Regions from separate parts of the Homo sapiens genome. Here region 2 is linked to region 1. A link is a contact called in ENCODE Hi-C or POLR2A ChIA-PET data. All regions are on one chromosome and are shown on one strand. The core of a region is the stretch at or near the end of the contact, and the rest is flanking DNA. Distances in the headings are between cores, read along the strand shown. Region 1 has its middle 28 kb from the start of LINC00910. Region 2 holds the start of ARL4D (ARF like GTPase 4D).

Region 1 (3,244 bases), core at 1-2,500:
CAAACAAAACAGCAAGGAGAAAAGTCCCCTGATTTCCATCCTAGTGCTTCTCAATCACACTCAGCACAGCAGCAACAAAACACAACCACATCTATCGAATCTTACTGCTCATAGCTGTTAAATATCAAATCTCAATCAGCAATTTTAGAGCCGGATCCTCCAATGCTTTTGGTTCCCAGTGTTTCACAAGCAAACGGACAGAAATCGGGAGGGACATAGGAGAAGAATCAGTTAAAATCCCTAAGACCAGTTAAATGAAGTCTCCTGAAAATGACACTGAAACGGAGACAGCAACCAAGACAAGGAGGACGAGGCAGACTAATACAAAGAGCATAGCCTGCGGTGTCAAACCTGTTTTTTAGCCGAGAGGGGCTTTACTGGGAGGGGCCTCTAACCCTCCTCGGTCGGGCCTCTAACCCGAGGTCGGTCAAGTGTCCTTGCCTTTTATTAAGAGGGGCCTCTAACCCACTCTCTTTTAGGAAAGACTCTAACTCCATTAAGTTGGGCCTCTAACCCAATCCCATTCTTTACCCGGGCACTCCACCACTTACCCAAAGTCAGTCTACTGACTACTGCAGTGCTGCAGTCTACTTCCTTTGGGTTGGGGGAGTTTCTTCAGTATCGTCCCTTCCATCATTCGCCAGAAATATGTTATAGGACCCCAACACTTCCCCAAAGCACTATAGTCCCATCTGTGGTGGCCAGAAATACGTCACAGGAAAAGGGCCCCGATCCAGACCCAAAGAGAGGGTTCTTGGGTCTCGCGCAAGAAATAACTCAGGGCAAGTCCGCGGTGCAAAATAAAAGCAAGTTTATTAAGAAAGTAAAGTGGTGAAAGAACAGCTACTCCACAGACAGAGAAGGGCGTTCCTGAAACTAAGAGAAGGAACGTATCCACCCTAGGTACAATGCTTGTACACATGGGGAGAGGTGTTCTGTTACAAGGGTTTGTGATAATTAACTTTAATTATTACATTTTGCAAGAATCCCTATTACTACCTTTAAAGCAAAATTAGGAACGCCTTTGTTCTCCAGATATCCAGCTATCTGGACACTCGGGTCTCTTCAGTAAACATTAATTTGTTCCCTTAACCGTAAGTATCTGAAAGCTAGGAATATCCTTCTGAGAATGCAGGCCCGTAAGTCCCGGCCTCATTTTTCTAGCCCTCACTCAAAATGGGGTCGCTTCAGGTTCCAACGTCTCTGACAGTCATACTACATATGACTCAGCCACGTCAATGGAAAAAGTAGACTGGATAGTGACGTACCCGCAGAAAACGAATGCAACAATCTGTCATACAGATCTGACGGCAGTCAGATTCTGCAGTGAAGTAGAGGCGGTAAACTTGAATGCAACGATCTTCATACCGCATCCCACAAAGCCACGTAAATCCAAAAGCAGTCCGACTCTCGATAGTGAAACACATGCGGTAAACTTGAATGGAAAGATGTTTATACTGCCTCGGATAGAGACACGTAAATGAAAAAGCAGTCCCACTTGGGATAGTGAAGTATGGGCGCTCAACTTAAATAGGACCGTCCGCATATCGTATGTGAGTGAAGCAAGTAATAGCAAAGGGCAGTCAGATTACGGAGACCGATGGCGACTGAAGTGAGTGCAGTAACCTTTAACTCAATGATCGTCACGCCGCAACCAAGTGAAACCGAAAGCAACTAAGCGCTCGAAAGCACGCCCGGCCAGCTCAAAAACTACGGCGCTGATGGACCCCAGTGATCCGACGTAAAGGTGCAAACGTAAAGCGCACACGGCCAATTTAAAAGCAGCGGCGCTGATAGGCCCGGACGAACCGACGTGAACGCGTAGAAGTAAGGTACGCGCGATGAGCTTAAATACGCGAGTACTAAGAGACCGTGAAACCCGGATTTAAGCGTGTAAACGCAACACACAACCTAGGAGGTCAGTAACAACGGTCCCAACTGATGCAAATGGCCCAATGCAAACACGTTGACAATCTCCCGTTAGCGACAGTAACAGACGCTAAGCGCCCAATGCGAACAAAACTCCCGCTTCGAAAACTACACCTCGGAATCCTTCCAGCGATCAAGGGCCAGCAACACCACAAGCCTTCCACTGTATCAACACCGTTTTCAAAACGAAAATGTTAACGATCGGCCACTGTACTCCTTCTCCCACACATCCTAACCTCAGGGTGACAGATAGCACCCTGAATAACTCTCTCTCCTACGTTGAGATTGTGTATCTTTATCCAAATCTGAACACCTGCGTAAGTAATATTGTTACTATTTTGGAGGATATTCACTTTCCTTTTTTGCTCCCATAACTCCCGAGAGAAGCAGCCATTTTAAATTTGCATGCCCCGCCGTGCCCTGCCTGCCAACCACTGAACAGAAAAGCGCCTGTAAATCACTGGAATCTTGGGAAAGCTCCTTCGGCTTCATTGCCCTTCAGGAGGAAAAACCCACAACGGAAAAGACACGAAGAGCTCTAGGAGGCTCTTCTTTCCTCCTCCTCCCCCTCCCCTTCCCCTCCCCTCTCCCTCCGCCTCCCTTCCCCTCCGCATCCCCTCCCCCTCCCTTCCCCCTCCCCCTCCCCATCTCGTCCTGACCTAGCTGGCATCCAACATTACTTTAAACTTTTTTTCACACATACGTTGAAAGAATTGTTTGGTGAACACCCGTATGCCCATCACCTAAAGTCATCTTGCTGTACTTGCTTTATTACATGTGTTACAGACGTCTAATTACATTTTTTTTTTCTTTTTTTTGAGAGGGAGTCTCGCTCTGCCGCCCAGGCTGGAGTGCGGTGGCGCGATCTCGGCTCACTGCAAGCTCCGCCTCCCGGGTTCACGCCATTCTCCTGCCTCAGCCTCCCGAGGAGCTGGGACTACAGGCGCCCCCACTACGCCCAGCTAATTTTTTGTATTTTTTAGTAGAGACGGGGTTTCACCGTGTTAGTCAGGATGGTCTCGATCTCCTGACCTCATGATCCCCCGCCTGGGCCTCCCAAAGTGCTGGGATTACAGGCTTGAGCCACCGCGCCCGGCAATTACATATTTTGTATAGCTGCACACATGGAGACAGGTACTCAGGTCTCGTCCCTCTAGCCATTTCTCAACTGTCTGGTCCGGCAAGGGCAAGTTTTCGAGGAGGCCAGGGTGCAGCCCTCAGGGGAGCACATGCTCTGACTGGTTGCAGGGCTGGGCGGAGCCTTGGGAAAGGGGCCCCTGTAAGAGTTAAAGAAAGAGGATATAAACACGAAAAG
Region 2 (6,736 bases), core at 3,615-6,114, 42 kb after region 1:
TCTCCCCCACCTAATTGCTGTTGTCCTTTTGGTCACACTGCCCTTTGTGACATCTCCTTCCTTTCAGGGCTGCCCAGACTGTAGCAGGCTGCAGTGGCTGGGGAGACCCTACTCATTCCTGTGCCCCTCCTAACCAGTCCTAGATAGGGCTAAAGAACGTCTATAAACCTTTTCAGAAGCTTCCAGTTGACACATTCTCTCTCTTCTCTGAAATCCTACAAGTGCTATCTCATGATTTACAAAGACCCAATACATGTGCTGTCTCATTCTGTCATTGCCAGTCTTAAGTCTTAAGCCCTTTGAGGCCTGATTCTACAGCCGAGACATCCTCTATTTCTCCACCATCTCTCTGTCTCATTCAGAGCACACAGTATGAATGAGGTCAATAAACACAGTGTTTTTTGTTTTGTTTTGTTTTGTTTTTGTTTTTTTTGAGACAGAGTCTTGCTCTGTTGCCCAGGCTGGAGTGCAATGGTGTGATCTCAGCTCACTGCAACCTCCGCCTCCCGGGTTCAAGTGATTCTCCTGCCTCAGCCTCCCGAATAGTTGCAATTACAGGCGCCCGCCACCACACCCAGCTAATTTTTGTATTTTTAGTAGAGACGGGGTTTCACCATGTTGGCCAGGCTGGTCTCGAACTCCTGACCTCAGGTGCTTCGCCCACATCGGCCTCCCAAAATGCTGGTATTACAGGCGTGAGCTACCGTGCCCAGCCCAATAAACACACTGGTTTTTTTTTTTTGTTTGCTTTGTTTTGAGACAGAGTCTTGCTCTGTCGCCCAGGCTGGAATGCAGTGGCGCTATCTCAGCTTACTGCAACCTCCGCCTCCCGGGTTCAAGCGATTCTCCTGCCTCAGCCTCCCGAGTAGCTGGGATTACAGGCACCCGCCACCACGCCCGGCTAATTTTTGTCTTTTTATTACTGATGGGGTTTCACCCTGTTGTCCAGGCTGGTGGAACTCCTGAGCTTAAGTGATGTGCCTGCCTCAGCCTCCCAAAGTGCTGAGTTTACAGGTATGATCCACTGCGCCTAAACATACTGTTGAGTGTAACCTCAAATAGGTCATTTAACCCTTCAGGGCTTTGTGTATCTGTAAAAGGCAGACAACAGTCCCTAACAGGCTATTGCAGATAATGGGCTTAGCACTATGAAGCAGCTGTTTTATGGGGCTCCAGGTTCACCTTAGGTTTGACAATTGAATTATGAAAGATAAAGGAGAAAGACTTGTCAGCCTCTCCGAGTAGATCCTTTGGCCGAAGGAGTGTCCATGTGGGGTGGTATCTCGGCCTGGTGGAGGGGGATGCGATGGTAGTGAGAATATTAGGGTATTCATATCTTTCCTCCCGAGTCAAACGTTGCCAGGCACGTTCCTTTCGCCCCTCCCACCCTCCATTCTGCATTAATTCCAAGTTTAATTCCAAATATTAGAGTGTGGTAGAAAAGGTCAAATAGAGCAGCCACGGATTAAGCAAACGCCCCTCCGCGTATGGTGGGGGCTGCAGCGCCCGTAGCTCCACGCTCCGCCCCGCCGCCGCTGATTGTCCCGCGCCTTGTGACGTCACACGCGGGTTTTTAAGGCCGAACCCTAGGCAGGCTCTGCAGAGGCAGCGGTTGGAGGCGCGGTGGGTGTCTGCGGGGGTCTCGCGGGGCGGCTGCGGTGTTTCACCGGGAAAGGCTCGAGGAGAGCGCGGCTCACGAGAGGTAAACGGACCCTGCAGACCGTGCTGAGGCGGTCCCGGTGCCGGGCCGCTGGAGCTGGGGTCGGCCATCGGAGGAGGGCGGGCGGGCAGGAGAGTGTCGCGGGGCGGTGGGGCGAGGGTCGCGGAGTAAGGAAGGGCACCGTGTCAACGGCTTGGGGCTGCGGAGGGCGGGTGGGAGCCGGACTCAATCTCCGGTCTCAGCGTCTGCACCCTAGCTCTTAGTTTGGGGGCACTGTCGACTTCCCCCGTCCCTCGGGGATCTTGCCTGGGGGATGGCGCCATAAGCTCTGAGAAGAGGCTCTAGAAGCCCACTGTCCATGGATCGAGCCCTCACCCCCCACTTGAGTGGCCCAGGACCTGGGAGTCTCTCTAGGTCCCATCGCCCCCCTCACGACCCCCCCAGGGAGTGGGGGAACACCTCTGTTATGCCTTAAAAAAAAAAAAAAAAAGGAAAGGAATTTTAAAAATGAAGGATGGGAGGGTGATTTAGGAAGGGATCAAGAAGTTGCAAATCTTGTGTGTATTATTAAACGTCTCCTTTTTCTCCCATGACCTTTTCTTGGTTCAGATAACCCAGCTGTGCTCCCTGGAACCTTCAATTTCAAGGCCTCCCTGCCTCTACTAGGCGCCTTAGCTCACTATGGGGAACCACTTGACTGAGATGGCGCCCACTGCCTCCTCCTTCTTGCCCCACTTCCAAGCCCTGCATGTCGTGGTCATTGGGCTGGACTCTGCTGGAAAGACCTCCCTCCTTTACCGCCTCAAGTTCAAGGAGTTTGTCCAGAGTGTCCCCACCAAAGGCTTCAACACCGAGAAGATCCGGGTGCCCCTCGGGGGATCGCGTGGCATCACCTTCCAAGTGTGGGACGTCGGGGGGCAGGAGAAGCTGCGACCACTGTGGCGCTCTTATACCCGCCGGACAGACGGTCTAGTGTTTGTGGTGGACGCTGCGGAGGCTGAGCGGCTGGAGGAAGCCAAGGTGGAGTTGCACCGAATCAGCCGGGCCTCGGACAACCAGGGCGTGCCAGTGCTGGTGCTGGCCAACAAGCAGGACCAGCCCGGGGCACTGAGCGCTGCTGAGGTGGAGAAGAGGCTGGCAGTCCGAGAGCTAGCAGCCGCCACTCTCACTCATGTGCAAGGCTGCAGCGCTGTGGACGGTCTGGGCCTGCAGCAGGGCCTTGAGCGCCTCTATGAGATGATCCTCAAGAGGAAGAAGGCAGCTCGGGGTGGCAAGAAGAGACGGTGACCCAAGCCCCCCCTCCCTTTCCTCCCACCTAGTAGGGGTCTGCACACTTGGACAGCAGGGTGGGACCAGCCTGTGACCTCTCAGTCAGACTGGGGTGCAGGACCTGTCCACCTCAATGAAGGAGAGAGGAGCATGGGGTGTCCCGTTTTGGTGCCACACTGGGGTGGGGATGGGAGATGGGATGTCTTTGCATATCTCTCTCATCCTCTCTGGAGAAGTGGGCGCTGCAGGACTGTGGAGACGTAAATGTAAACTGTGACTCTACCTCGACCCTGTTTCTTATTTTTCTTCTCTGGCTAAAAATTTTTAATTGGATGTGTTTGGGGGCGGGGGGATGGAAGTGACTTGGAGAATGTGTTTGGGATGAAATAACTATCTCCCCTTCCTCTGTCCCCCAACTGGGGAGTCTCCCCAGGCTGCTTTTCTAGGAATACCAGTCACATAGTTTTTATTTTTGTGTCTGTGAAAGTGCCAAGAACCCCTCCCCACATTTGTAGATCCATGACCCTTTTTATAAGCTGTGTGTGTCCTCTGTATTATTGTTATTAACTATTTTTTAGCATTTGCCTGTAAGTTATTAAAGACTGATAACTGTAGCTCTTACCTTGGTCTGGGGCATTTTCCTCTCCTTATCTTGCCCCAGAGACAATTCAAGATTTCTATATGGGGTTGTGGCGCAGGGGGAGGGAGATTTATCTTGAAGCTGAATTTGCAAAGCAAGCACTTATAAAAATTAGATTGTGTGTTACGGGATGGCTTGTGAAAATTATAGGGGGGAGTGGAAAACCCCTCAAGCTATTGCCTGATCTCTGTAGTTTTTTGGGTGGGGTCACTTCCTTTTTCTCTGATTTAACACCCCTCCCCTCATCCTCTGGGTCTTACTTGTCCCTTATATCAACTGCTCCTTGCAGATTTAACTTCAAATTTTGCTAGTCTGAGCTACTCCTAGGTTCTTGACCTTGGTGACACCTAAGTCTATATAGGTAAGTCCTCAAAGAGCCATTCTGTTCCCATCCTCCCCACTTCCCCAGTCTTAGGTTGGTTTGATTTTTTTCCTCCTTGTAAGATGTGGTGAGAGTGGAAAGTAATTCCTCCCTGGCCTTAAGTCACCTCTGTGTACTCAATCCTGCTGACTGGCTCACTGGCATGATGGCAGCGGCTGGTGCTAGGGAGGCCTGGGCTGGATTGAGCCAGCCTGGCCCTGGTGACTAAGCCATGAGTTTTCCAGCTCTGGGAATGGTAGCTCTTCTCACGAGAGGGGCAGAAGTAGTAGCTGTTTGTGCTTGGTGGCAGAGAGGACTGCTGGACATACACCCTCCAGACTCCAAGATAGAAGGGGGAAGACATAAGCCCCCAGTATTTGTGGTGATTGTAAGAATAAAATGCTAATATTACAAGGGCTTGAGTGCCCCTACTCACCAGCACCAGGGCCAGCTATGTCTGATAACAGAACCCTTAGATCCTCTTAATCTTCTGGGTGGGAGCAGTGAGTAAGAACTAAGCACAAGGCCGGGCACAGTGGCTCACGCCTGTAATCCCAGCACTTTGGGAGGCTGAGGCAGGAGGATGGCTTGGGCCCAGGAGTTCAAGACCAGCCTGGGCAACATAGGGAGACCATGTCTCTAAAAAAGAAAAAAAACAAGCACAATTCTTTCCAGTTGTCGAGCCCTCCAGCCACCCCCTGCCACCTTTTGTGCAAACACACAATCCCCAGAGCAGGTTCAGCGTTCACACCCTGCTTCTCCCCAATTCTGTCTCCTCTTCTCCGGAATCAGATGAAAGGACCTGGGGAGAAAGAGAAGGTGCCGGCAACCCCCACTTCTGGGGAAGGTTTCCTAAAGAACTTGCTTCTTCCTACCCAGCGCTGCCAGAAGCTCAGATTTGGTCCCCTCCCCATCCCTGTAGCTGGCAGGATTGGGGTGAGTGTGCATTGATCCGGAAGGGTGCCCAAGTGTGCGTCAGTGCTAGGGCCTGCTTGACAGAACTGCTGGGCTGGTTCTGCTGGGAACATGTGCTACCTGCCCCTCCCCCAGACACACCTGCGACTCCTCTCCCAGTCTTTTTGGGGCACAGTCCTATAGCCCAAGGACAGGTTGAGGCCCCAGTCCAGGCTGGAAAGGAACTGGCCAGAACTGACCCTCTGTCCTGCCAGGAGATCTTTCCTCCCCACCCCACCCAAATTCTGCTCTTTTGTCTTAAAATCTTCAATTATACATTTTCATTTCTTGTCACTTGGTGTACTTAGGTCTCCAGATTTGGGGGAAGAGGTGCAGAGGTGTTCCCCAATCCCTAGCAGAGGGGCCTCCAAGATGTCAGCTCCTGATTCTGGCTCTTCCAACCACACTCCTTCCCTACCTGCTTAAAACAGGTATCTTCTGCTTCCCCATGCCCAGCCCTGGGGGCGGTCAGGGATCATGGTCCACAGGAGGCCTTTGAATGTCCCAGGCTCTTCCCCAGTCCCTCTGGCCTGACTGTCCAGCTGGTGGCACTAAAGGAAGATGGGGGCTTGTGTCAGAGAGAGACGGAGAAGCCAACTGCTCTGCCAGAGTAGTGGGGAGAGGGGAACACTGGGGAATTCTGAGTAGAAAGCCACAAATTGTGGCCGGGTCAGAGTCAGGAGCTTTGGAATAATCCTCCTGCCTTGGCTCATCAAAGGGACTGGAGAGCTGGAAGGGAAGGGATCACTTCCTATCTGCAGGATGAGAGAGGGAGAGAGAACCTCTCACTCTCCAGTCCTGCCCAGAGATTCTGCATTTTGAACTCAGGGCAAGGGCAAGGAATGAGGGTGTGATCAGGATGGAGAGTGAGGTTATATTTGCCCTGTACTGGCTTCTCTATTAAGTAGGATTTCTTCGAGACCCTGGCATGGGTGCTGAGGAGCTCTTCCTTGGGGGCCAAGAGTGGTGTGGCTGAGGCTAGTTGCCTGTAAAGTTGAGGGAAACCTGCTGTAGACCCAGAGTTCCAGAGTAGAGGCCGTTTTTTTTTTTTTTTTTTCCTCCTCTGTTACCCAGGCTGGAGTGCAGCGGTGCGATCTTGGCTTGCTGCAACCTCCACCTCCCCGGTTCAAGTAATTCCCATGTCTCAGCCTCCCAAGTAGCTGGGATTACAGTCACGCACCACCATGCCTGGGTAATTTCTGTATCTTTAGTAGAGATGGGGTTTCGCCACGTTGATCAGCCTGGTCCTGAACTCCTGACTTCAAGTGATTTGCCTGCCTCAGCCTCCCAAAGTGCTGGGATTACAGGCGTGAGCCACCATGCCCAACCCCAGAGTTGAGGCTTTCTTCTGAGCTGTCCTTCCCCACCCAGCCACCCCTTCTTGCACAGGTTGGAACATAAAATCCAGATGGAAGCCTTCCTTTCCTGGAGCTCCTCATCATGAGGGCAAAGATGGCAGTGGTCCCCCACTTTCCCATGCCCTTTCCAGTCCTCTCCATGCTGCAAGGGCTCAAGGAAGACAGAGGAAGGAAAGAAGTCCCTAAGGCCCAGAGTGGGCAGTGACTTGCCCGCGGATACACGGCCACTTAGCAGTGCACCCAGCTCCTTCCTCCCAGGCCAGGTCTTTGTACTCCCAGGGCAGAGGATAGGAGGTAGGAGACAGGGAGCGAGCACAGTTATCTCAGAGCTCAGATTCCCCCCTCCCTCCCTCTTCCCTCTCCTTGATTAGATTAAGGACCAGCTTTCCGCTCTCTCACTCCCCTTCCTGGGGAGTGAGAGCTTTATCTCCTAAGCCCAGCAGAGGTCTGGCCTCAAATCTGGCCAGAAGTTCCCATCCTTCCTTTATCCTGAC

Evidence for each region. Hi-C counts contacts between places; a loop is a spot of excess contacts on that map. ChIA-PET counts read pairs that join two places held with the same protein, here RNA polymerase II (POLR2A). Pooled maps may share reads with other maps.
Region 2: a map of dorsolateral prefrontal cortex shows a loop between it and region 1 (3-fold over the local background). The contact joins two enhancer-like sites. A Hi-C loop is called at or near these places in 6 of 168 maps with a recorded cell type or tissue (CD4-positive, alpha-beta T cell, CD8-positive, alpha-beta T cell, Caco-2 and 3 more) and 10 of 50 pooled maps. POLR2A ChIA-PET finds 5 or more read pairs at or near these places in 44 of 52 experiments (A549, AG04449, AG04450 and 34 more).

Annotation. Positions count from the first base shown.
Region 1 is chr17:43,359,246-43,362,489 of GRCh38, forward strand. No RefSeq gene overlaps it. Among named protein-coding and RNA genes, the nearest start is that of LINC00910, 28 kb to the right of the region's middle. RefSeq lists enhancers at 798-1,493, 1,539-1,718 and silencers at 1,969-2,028, 2,479-2,578. Within about 2 kb of position 1,251, at least 38 of the 41 ENCODE cell types and tissues checked have a DNase peak (open chromatin) inside an H3K27ac peak, as active enhancers do; they include B cell, where a contact is called at or near this core.
Region 2 is chr17:43,397,392-43,404,127 of GRCh38, forward strand. It overlaps ARL4D (ARF like GTPase 4D), which reads left to right and starts at 1,602. Exons shown (of 2, transcript NM_001661.4): 1 at 1,602-1,702; 2 at 2,270-3,746. The coding sequence starts at 2,342. The coding sequence ends at 2,947. RefSeq lists an enhancer at 1,726-2,229. Within about 2 kb of position 4,865, at least 4 of the 41 ENCODE cell types and tissues checked have a DNase peak (open chromatin) inside an H3K27ac peak, as active enhancers do; they include B cell, where a contact is called at or near this core.